2 separate regions of the Homo sapiens genome follow, and region 2 is linked to region 1. The links are chromatin contacts, found by Hi-C in ENCODE. All regions are on one chromosome and are shown on one strand. Each heading gives the region's core, a stretch centred on a gene start or an enhancer-like site at or near the end of the contact. The rest is flanking DNA. Distances are from core to core; before and after follow the strand shown.

The links. Hi-C counts contacts between places; a loop is a spot of excess contacts on that map. Pooled maps may share reads with other maps.
Region 2: a pooled map shows a loop between it and region 1 (4-fold over the local background). The contact joins two enhancer-like sites. A Hi-C loop is called at or near these places in 2 of 50 pooled maps.

The regions. Positions count from the first base shown.
Region 1 is chr5:314,677-319,713 of GRCh38, reverse strand. All of the region lies in intron 3 of PDCD6-AHRR (PDCD6-AHRR readthrough (NMD candidate)), which reads right to left. PDCD6 (programmed cell death 6) reads right to left here. Exons shown (of 6, transcript NM_013232.4): 6 at 4,740-5,037. Among named protein-coding and RNA genes, the nearest start is that of AHRR, 4.5 kb to the left of the region's middle. RefSeq lists an enhancer at 898-1,197. Within about 2 kb of position 2,418, at least 2 of the 41 ENCODE cell types and tissues checked have a DNase peak (open chromatin) inside an H3K27ac peak, as active enhancers do.
Region 2 is chr5:754,859-759,895 of GRCh38, reverse strand. ZDHHC11B (zDHHC palmitoyltransferase 11B (putative)) reads left to right here. Exons shown (of 14, transcript NM_001351303.2): 5 at 3,752-3,930; 6 at 4,797-4,898. Among named protein-coding and RNA genes, the nearest start is that of ZDHHC11B, 27 kb to the left of the region's middle. RefSeq lists enhancers at 1-656, 657-1,500. Within about 2 kb of position 2,900, at least 5 of the 41 ENCODE cell types and tissues checked have a DNase peak (open chromatin) inside an H3K27ac peak, as active enhancers do.

The sequences.
Region 1 (5,037 bases), core at 1,169-3,668:
ATGTCTCAGGGCAAGCACGGGTTCCCTTCCACCTACCCTGTCCCACCAGAACCAACTGGAATGAGACACTTTGTTACTCTATTTCCTGGGTACAGAAGGAAACTGCTCCTCCTTCCTTCCCACTGCCCTTGACCGGCACAGGCCATCCACGCCCACCTGTCCCCTGTGCTTGTCCCCAAAGTCTCAGGTCTCTGCAGGACCTGGGGCAGCCAGTGGGACTGTGCAGAAAAAGGATGACCCTGCCGTGGGAGCCACTGCCCCTAAAGTCTCAGGGTTTAGCAGGCAGAGCCCCACGTGGAGTCCTGGAGTCTCTGGGCACCCCACCAGCACAATGGGGGATCCCTGAGCCACCTCCCGTTCAGACGGGCTATTGGGCGTGCCTCCCTCCCCACCACGAAGGTCCAGATGCAGCTGACACCCCCAGTCACAGAGTCTCCTTTCTGCCTCTGTGCTGGGGACCCTGTTCAGGAGGTCTCCTCCCTCCAGTCCGGACTTGCTGTCCCCAGTGTCATTGAACCCTCTGGCTCCCACCCACACTCCCAGCAGCTGGAGACACACCCCTTTCTCCTGGGCCACTGGTCCTCTCGGGACTCTGAACCAGAGGCGCTAACACCTGGCAGGGATGGCAGCTGGGGCAGGACTGGAAGCCTCCGAGGACCCACCCCCAGCTCCGGGTACCCCCACACTGGAGTCTGGTGCGGTGGGTCCCCAGAGCCATATGAGCTGGACTTGGCCTCCAGTGGACCGCCACATGGCAGGTGCCCACGGCCGGCTGCAGCGCCAGGCCCCTCCCAAACAGGCCCAAGTTGGCTTCACAGAAGTGTGGGGGCAAAGCTGCTCTTCATGGGCCTCCAGGAGTGGTGACTGTGACTGCCCCCTCCTGTCCTCTCCTGGCCACACCTTTGCCTCCCACAGGCAGGCCAGGTCAGGAGCCCCCAGGGCCCTGACCTCAGAGGCAGACAGGGGTGTGCTGACCCCTCGGGCCAGGCCAGGACCCCGCACAGGCGCCTGCGGCTCTCTGGCTCTCTGATGGCGGCTGGGTTTCCCGGGTTCCCCGGGTTCCCCATGACTGCTGTGTCTCCAGCGTTGATGCCTCACAGGGAGCCGCTTGGGCAGCCCTGGTCACGCCTGGGTTCCCTCTCTCTCCCACACCAGTTTCTCCCTGGTCACGCCTGGGTTCCCTCTCCCACACCAGTTTCTCCTGTAGCACAGAGAAGGACCTGGGGAATTTTGTCTTTTGTTAAAAACCACAAGGGAGCTCCCTGCTGGGCACAGTCACGGTGGCGCCCGTCAGAGCTGCTTCCAGGGTGCATTCCATCATTCCAAGTTCACTGTGCTGGAGTCAGCTCTCTGCTTGCCGCAGGGTGAGGGGGGGAGGTGGAGGGTGAGGGGGGAGGTGAAGGATTGGGGGAGGTGCAGGGTTGGGGGGAGATGCAGGGTGGGGGGAGGTAAAGGATGGGGGGAGGTGCAGGGTTGGGGGGAGATGCAGGGTGGGGGGAAATAAAGGATGGGGGGAGGTGCAGGGTTGGGGGGAGATGCAGGGTGGGAGGGAGGTAAAAGATGGGGAGAGGTGCAGGGTAAGGGTGGGAGGTGCAGGGTGCGGGGGGGAGGTGGAGGGTGAGGGGGGAGATGAAGGGAGGGGGGAGGTGAAGGATTGGGGGAGGGAAAGGATGGGGGGAGGTGCCAGGTGAGGAGGGAGGTGAAGGATGTGGGGAGGTGCAGGGTTGGGGGGAGATGCAGGGTTGGGAGTAGGTGGAGGGTGAAGGGGGGAGGTACAGGATGGGGGGAGGTGCAGGGTGAGGGGCAGGTGCAAGGTGAGAGGGGAGTTGAAGGGTTGTTGGGGGAGGTGCAGGGTTGTGGCGGGGAGGTGCAGGGTGGCTGTTGGGGGAGGTGCAGGGTTGTCCGGGGAGGTGTAGGGTTGTGGGGGGAGATCAGGGTAGGGAGGGTGGGGAGGCATGGGCCAGGGGCCCCAGGTGAGGGTGTACGGCGTGCACCTGCACCTCCATGTCTGCACTGATGACTGAGGACCCAGAGCGGGGGGAAGGAGAGGCCCCCAGAGATGGCTGTGCCCCCATGTCCTGCTGTCTTGGGTCTTGGGACCGGGGTCGTGACGCTGAGGGTCCCTGGTGGGTGGTCGTGGCCGCTGGCCTGGCCTGGCCTCCGCGACCCAGCCTCACCACACTGGGCCTGCGCCAGGCACCTGGTCAGCTGTCCACCCCCTCCACCCCCAAACCCAGGCTCTGAAGGGTCACAGGGCACAGCCTGCCTGACAAGGGAGAGCTGAAAGGGCGAAGGCCCGTCTCTCTGTAGTCTTCTCTCTGCGGCTATAAATCCCATGGCTGTGTCGGGCAGGTCCTCCCGGTCAGTCAGCAGCTCCCGAGAGCTCCGTGGTGCAGCCGCACTGCCCCCACGTGGCCCAGGCTGTGTGCAGCTGCCTGGCCCTTGGGGCCTCAGAGTGCAGTGAGGTTTAGCTCAGGGGCTTCCCTCACCCAGGAAGGCGTGGGTGGCCTCCCTGCAGGCGCCTGAGGATGGGGTCTGTGCTGGCAGTGTGGCTGGGCAGGGGGCACGGCAGCCCTGCTTCCCTGCGGGTTGGCACCCCCTCCACAAGGAATCCACCACAACTCGTGAGCTCACTGCCCTCCAGGGACCCCCAGTTTTGTATCAGTGACTCCGGCCAGGAGAGCAGGGGAGTCCCCCCTCCACACCTTCTGCTTCGAGAGGCTCCTCACCGCCTCCCTCCCTTGACTTCTGATGGCTGGGAGCTCCCCGGGGAAATGTCCCTCCCAACAGCCACAGCCCACCAGCCCAACAGGCTCTCTGCATCCAGGGGTTCCTTTGCCAGCAGGCCGGCCTGACATGCGTTTGTCCAGCGCTCTACCCCTGCTGGTCCTCCAAGCGTGTGGTGCAGCGGCCCCACCGCCCTCCTCACCCTCTGCTGAAGAACTTCTGCTCTGGAATTTTCAGCGGCTTTTGTTCTTGTGAGTCTTCATGGAGGCCCCTCTCCAAGGCAGCCTCCCCGAGCTGCCTGCAAACAGGAGCCCCCATGGCAGCCACGTGCAGAGTACCTGAGGGTACCTGCACCACACACCTGAGTGTACCTCACACCTGTGAACCTGCCACACCTGAGCATACCAGAGACCTGAGAAACACACTTTATCTCCATCAGAGGAACCTCTCATTGCTGTGAAAAGGAAGGAAGGAAAATCATCCACAATCTGACCTTTTCTCTATGAAAGTCTCCGTCTCACCTGGCCTTCGCCTGCTTTCTAGGAGTATGGAGCTAACCGCCACACACAACATTCCTTCCCCGGCAGCTGATCCACAGGATGAGCACATCGGCCTTGGTATCAACTGTTGGCCCGTATCATCCATGGAGACATGTGCTGGGGGCAGGTGTCTCACCAGGGCTGACAGCTCCTCCAGAGTAGCAGGCTTCCCTGACCCAGGTAGGAATCCAGAGGCCAGAGAAGCTGCAGGTGTGGGGTGGGGGTTGCCCACTGCACAGGGGACAGCACGGGCAAGGGCCTGGAGACGTGGCTGGGAGGGCTGCAGGGTGGCCGCAGCAGCTGCCCTCACCCCAAGCACAGAGACCTCACAGGCCTAAGGCTGAAGGAGGAGTGAGGGCAGCTCCCAGGGTGGGGTGGGTGCAGCTACTGGACACTGAGTCCAGGTGCCCATGAGGCGAGGGAGAAGTCGCTGGGCGCCTGGCCGTGGAGGCCTGGGTGAGGAAGGCCTCATGGAATTGGGAGCTTGCGGCCTGGACAAGGAAGTTGACCTCATGGAGTAGAACTTGGGGTCATCTGCTGCAGAGTCATGGGGGTGTCAAGGTCTAGGGAGGCACCCGGCGTGGATTGCTGGGGATCCTCAGAGACTGCCCTGGGATCCCCATGACTGAGGTCATGAGGGAGCAGCCAGACCCCCAAGCCCACATCCCTCCCCCTCCCATCCCCAGGGAGCCTGGAGTGCCTGCTCCAGAGGGATTCGTATCCAGAGGGCCCCAGGCCAAGTGCAGTTGGGCAGTGGGGGAGGTCTCATCTGGAGCACAGAAGCAGCCCCAGTCCCCACCCCCCACAGCACACCTGCCCAGCTTAAGAGACTGGGGGCTTTTTCCAGGAAACCATGCTCCCTGCCCCTCACCCCTCAACACACCGAGCAGAGGTTTGAACAGATCCCAAGAGACCAAAACGAACAGAGAAAAGTCGTGCACAACTGGGTGGAAGGAGCAGGCTTTCTGAGACCAGAGGCTGCAGCCCCAAAACCAGACGCATCACTGTGGAAGGGAAGCGTCTGGAGAATGAGGCTGGGCCTCGGGAGTGTCAACCCAGGAGGGCCGGCGCTGCACAGTGAGGCAGGGAGGCGGACCGGGCAGCGCTGGCAGTGGACCGAGGTGAGCAGGATGCGCTGGGTGGACAAACGCTGCAGGCCACGTGCAGAGACTGCAGGGCACAGCATGGCTAAATCATTAATGATGGAAATGCACAACCTGCTATACCAAATTGGATTTCTTCATCCAAAAGGAGCAGTCTTATGAAATTTAACCTCCTGAACAGAGGGTGAGACAGTCCCTCTGGATTTTCACAAGCAGAGCTGTGCACGCTGGGCTGGACAATGTTCCAGAAGGTGCCCGGTACCCTGGGAGGTCCCAGGCAAGCCAGAACATCTGACACTGACTGTCTGGAGGACCAGGGCACGGGGCCTGGTTCTTGGACCTATTTGATTTGAAAAGCTGAAGGCAGACCACACGTCTAACATTCCCTTTATTGCTTACGTCACATATTCCAATGAATACAATAAACTCCTTTTTAAAAAAGTAAGGCACATGAAAAGCCTTTTGTGTAAGTTCCATGTTATTTTAAAATTCCTATTGGCTAATAAAAGCATTTGCACTATAGAACCAGAGACATCTAGAAAAGCACATGATAGATTTTTTTGCAAGCAGAATGCCTGAAACATTACATTTACCTCATGGCACAATGAGACAGTCACCAAATCCAATGTCTGCATTAGAACGATACAGCTACTATTACAGTTGCAAAA
Region 2 (5,037 bases), core at 1,651-4,150, 440 kb before region 1:
GCATTGTGGCGGCTGGAGGGTGCCTGTGCTATCCGGCACCTGCAGGGACCCGGGCGGCTCTGGGAAGTGACCTCCCAGGCCCAGTGGCTGCAGCCCCTGACCCCAAGGGAGGTCAGGTGCAGGGTAAGGGATGCTGTGTTGTGGAAAGTGGGGAAGAATTGGAATAAAGACCCCAGGTTAGGCGGACGTTTGAGTGCCAGGCTTGGCCAACCGTCCAGCGGCCGCGTGTATGGGCCCTTCCAGAGCATGCCTCAGTGCCCGCGTGCCCGCGTCTGTTCTTCTGCAAAGGGAAACAGGCTCCGCCGCCACCACAGCGTCTGTAGGGCCTGTTGTGTGGAATGGATTGGAATCTGTAACTCTGTTTAATCTGGAGAAATCTCTTCCCAGCAAAGCTCCTTGCTGTGGCCCAGGGCAGCACGAGCTCGGTAGCTGCAGTGGAAGATTCACCAGCATGGAGTGGCGCGGCGCCTTCAGTGGCACGTGTCAGCTTTGAACCCCGCAGGGATTGATAAGACGACAAGACGTGACCGCACCGGGCCCCAGGAGTAGGGGCTGTGGGCTCGCTCTCCACCTCCTCTCTTTTCCTGCCTGCAGAACAGGGCGGGGGAAAGGTTAGCAGTGTTAACAAAGGGCGCAGGGTGTGTGTTCTGGGCTGGCGCTGCGGCGCCGTTTATTTACAAAATACAGATTGTTGCTAGGGGAGGTTCCAGCATAGCTACGGTTCTCAAGACAGCTTGAGACCGAAACTTCCAGAGGGCAGGCAGTTTGGGTGATGAAAGGGAGACACTTACTCTACTTCTTTTACTTTTTATTGCTCATTGGAACATAAAACACTACCGGCATAAAATTAAACGTGAAAGTAGAAGCAGAGAAAATTGAGAACACGGTGCTCCGTGTCATCTCTATCCCGGGGCTCCCCGCCAGCTCAGGAAGGGTTACCCGAGTGGGTGATGGGCAGAGTGGCTAGCTGGGTCAGTCTGGGCAAAACATAGCCAAATTAAGGTCACCAGCATCGTTCCTATGGGTGACGGATGTCCCAGGAGGACGACCCAAGCCCACCCGCAGAGCGCGGACCTCGCTGGCCAAAGTGCGGCCAATGGACAGCAGGGCACCCTAGTGTGCGGTGAAAGATTTGCTTCAACCTGGTTCCATGAAAAAAGCTTTGAGTCCCAGGGAGCTGTCCAGGTGAAGACACTGCCCTGGAATCTTGGTGGGGGGGAGTCCCTTGCCAGCTGAACCCTTGTTTCTGGGTGGACGCCTTCAGGGTGACTGCCTGGCCATGGCGCCTGCAGGTTTGGGGACTGGCTCGGGAATGGGCTCAGGCAGCTCCACGGGGTTTGCCTGGCAGGTTCAGGCTCAGGACAGCCCTGAGCTCCTCCACAGGGAAGTCAATGGGTCCCGGTTAGGGCCACACCATCCCCAGGCTGTCTCCTGGTGGCCCCCAGCAGCAGCACCGTCTCCCTGGCAGCGGGCTTCTTTGTGCGAAGCCCGGAGAATGTGAGGCTGCAGTCGGATGTGGCGACCAAGGGCCTGGGAGGGCATCCTCAGCCTGAGCTTCACCTGCTGCTCGTGCAGAGGCCCTGCCTGGCCCCACCCTCCCTGCCACTGGTTTCCAGTGAGGGAAGTGCTGCTCCAGCTCTGCAGAGGAAGGGGCTTCCCCTGGGCCACAGTGCAGCTTCCTGCCTCATCTCATTGTCCTCAGCTGCCACCGATAGCGTCCCAAGGCTCCAGACGAGCTCCCTGTTGCCCCGGTGACCACATAAATAGTGCAGTGTCCCCAGCTCAGCCTGCAGGGAGCGGGTACATGGGGACAACAGCCGGGATGCAGGCTCGGTCATGTCAGTGTCACCAGCTGGACAGTGAGCCCTGTGCCCGGCCCAGCTGACCCACACCCTTTACAGCCCCTGCAGCCTCAGTCCACTCCCAAGTCCGGTGGGGCCCCTGCAGACCTCTCCTCTACCATGGTGGGATTAGACTGGCCACTGCAAGTGTCTGACCAGTCCTGGCCCCCATGTGAGTCCCCCAGGGCCTGGCTGGCCCCGTTGCTGCACTGCCTAGCTCCCACCACACCCCGGCCTGGGCAGCAGCTCCCCAGTCCCATCCCCTTGGCATCCAGATCATTCTCGCCTGTCCTCCTTGCAGCCATGTCTGCACACACAGAGTCTCCTCCCCAGCTCACACACACCGGCACCCAGGGCCCGGGGCCACGTGAGTGCCTGGAAGATGCAGGGTGTGCGGTGCATCCTGCTGAGGGATTCGGCACCTGTGTCTGCATTTCAGTCGGAACCAGCTTCACACTCAGGCTTCCCATGCATTGCAGCACGCTTCTTACGGGACCCTCATCAGGGAAGGGCTGCTGCATAAAAACCCTAACCCCATGCCCCAAGGTGGTGCCAGGACGAGGCTGAGGGTGAGCCCAGCAGCAGTGAACCTGTCCCAACGTTGCCTGAGGGGGCTCCAGAGAGGGGCTCTGTCAGGAGGGACAGCAGCCCCCTGGCCTGGTGCAGGACCCGCCCTGCTGGCAGCCTTCTGCTAAAATCCCTACGTGGCTTTTTGCACATGGCCAGCACCTTCTTCCTCACCCCTGGGGCCAAGGAGGACAGCGCTGTGCGACACAGGCCGGCAGCCTGCGTTTCCATGCCAAGCTTAGGCCACACTGTGAGGGCCTCTGGGCTGCCCTGTGGAGATGGCTGTCAACCCTGAACTCATGGCTAGAAGGCGGTCCAGGAGCCAGGCAGGGTGACGGGAGGGCCCCGCACTCCACCCCTTCTATTTGGTTGCCATGGGGAGTCTGTGTTTGTCCCAGGGTGAGAGGAGGAGGGAGCCAGTATCTGAGGGCGGAAGCTGACGTTCCAGTCACGGGGAGCCCAGCTTCTCCTGGCTCCAGGGGACAAGGACCCTCTCCCCAGTGCCCCCACAGCCAGGCTCCGAGCCCAGAGGGCCCAAGACAGAGGCCCAGGGTCCCTGAGTGAGTCTGGGCTCCCTGAGAGAGTCTGGAGTCCCTGAATGAGTCTGGGGTCCCTGAATGAGTCTAGGGGGTGTTTCCCTGAGCAAGTCTCGGGGAGAGGGTCCGTCAGTGAGCCGTCTGGGGTCTAGAGGGAGCGGGTAGGTTGTGCAGCTCCCTCGCTCCTCCCCCTGCTCCTCCTGTCTGAGGCTGTCTTCTCTCCCAGTGCTCAGGGGTCTCTGGTATGAAAGAACCCAGGCTCCTCCAGGGCCTTTGGGGCTGTATCCGGCTGTGTTTACACCTGGGGCGTACCTCCTGTGGCCCTGCTCTGTCCCTCAAGCTGTAAAGGGTTTTGGGGTCACTGTGCTTGGCTGGGCTGACTGAGCCTCTGGGGGTGCGGTACATTCTGTGGGGGATTTGCCCTGTGTCCAACAGGGATGAACCAAAAGGGGCATGGGGGCAGCCTTCCCGGTCCCCGACTGGCACAGGGCTGTGTGTGCAGGGCCGATGGGTAGCCTCATCTTCTCTAGGCCTGGGTGAGCAGGGCTGTGTGTGCAGGGCCGAGTGGACGGGGCTGGGTGAGCAGGGCTGTGTGTGAAGGGCCAAGTGTATAGGGCCATGTGTGCAAGACTGGACAAGCAGGGCCATGTGAGCAGGGCCAGGCCTGGGTGAGCTGGGCTCACGTGTGCAGGGCTGGGTGAGCAGGGCTGACCAGTGGCCACGCCTCTTCTGGGACCTTGGGCCTCACGGGGACGCCTCATGCCAGGCTGACCAGGCCCTGGGCCAGGTTCTTCCTTGACATGCCAGGTGACCGGGGGGATCTTCTCGTTCCACCTCGTCGTCCACCTGATCGCGTCCTGCATCGACCCGGCCGACTCCAATGTCAGACTCATGAAGAACTATTCTCAGCCCATGCCCCTCTTCGACAGATCAAAACATGCACACGTGATCCAGAATCAGTTCTGCCACCTGTGCAAGGTCACCGTGTGAGTGCCCGCCCTCGCCGAGGCCCCAAGGTGTCAGGGTCACCTCCAGGGTCCTGGTGCTCAGGTCACTGCTGGCCCCTCAGGGCCCGTGCCATGGCCGCAGCTGATGCTAGTGGAGCTTCCAGGGCCCGGCCCTGTGGCTGCGGGTGGATCGCCCCTCATCTCGCTGTGAACCGGGCGCGGTGCCGGGCCGCCCCAACTCCTCCGCAGGCAGGGCTGAGACTGGAGGGCTGGGTCTGTCACCTGCAGGTGACCCGCTGCTCCCCTGGAATGAAACACAGCAGCACTCAGGCATGTTTGGTCCTCAGTGGATTTTGTGCACGAGGTCCCTCCCCTGAGGGCCCAGGGCAAGAGAGCACTGTCTTTCTTGGGGAGTTTCAAGACAAGCCCCTAGGAAAGTGGGAGGTAAGGGTTCCAGTGTCTCCAGGGGCCCTGGAGGCCTCTGTGATGGCCTAGGGGGTGGCTACAGGGCTGTTGTCAGCTGCAAGGGAGGCCCTGTAGGCACAGGTGGGATCCAAGCCCCCGGCCTCAACTCCTGGAACCATGGGGCAGGCGCGGCCTCCTCCAGGGCCATGGCCCAGAGTGAGGCTGGTGTAGGATGGCTGGCGGGGGGTCTATGCTCAGGGCGGCCACAGACACAGCTCCTCCTGCTCTGTGGCTACCTCTGCCCACAGCTGCCCTGCTTCTCCTCCTCCCCACAGGCCTCAACACCCTCCCCCAGCCTCCCATTCCCTGCTGGACGCCCTCTCCCCAGGCCGCACAGGGCTGGTTCCTCCGAGGCACCTGGCTTCCAGTGATGGACCTCTGGCCCTGCCCCAACCTGCGCACTTGGGGCCTGACAGGCGTTCCCCGATTCATCCCTCCAGGAACAAGAAAACCAAACACTGCATTTCCTGCAATAAGTGTGTGTCCGGCTTCGACCACCACTGCAAATGGATCAACAACTGCGTGGGAAGCCGGAATTATTGGTGAGGGGCACAGAGGGGATGGCCGGCACGGGCCAGGCTTGGGGGAATTTGGAAGGGAGGGGTCTGTGGGCAGGGGTCCTCGTGTTGAAAGGGTGGAGGGTCCTCTTGGGGCCACGTCCCTGTCCTGATGTGGTGGCGC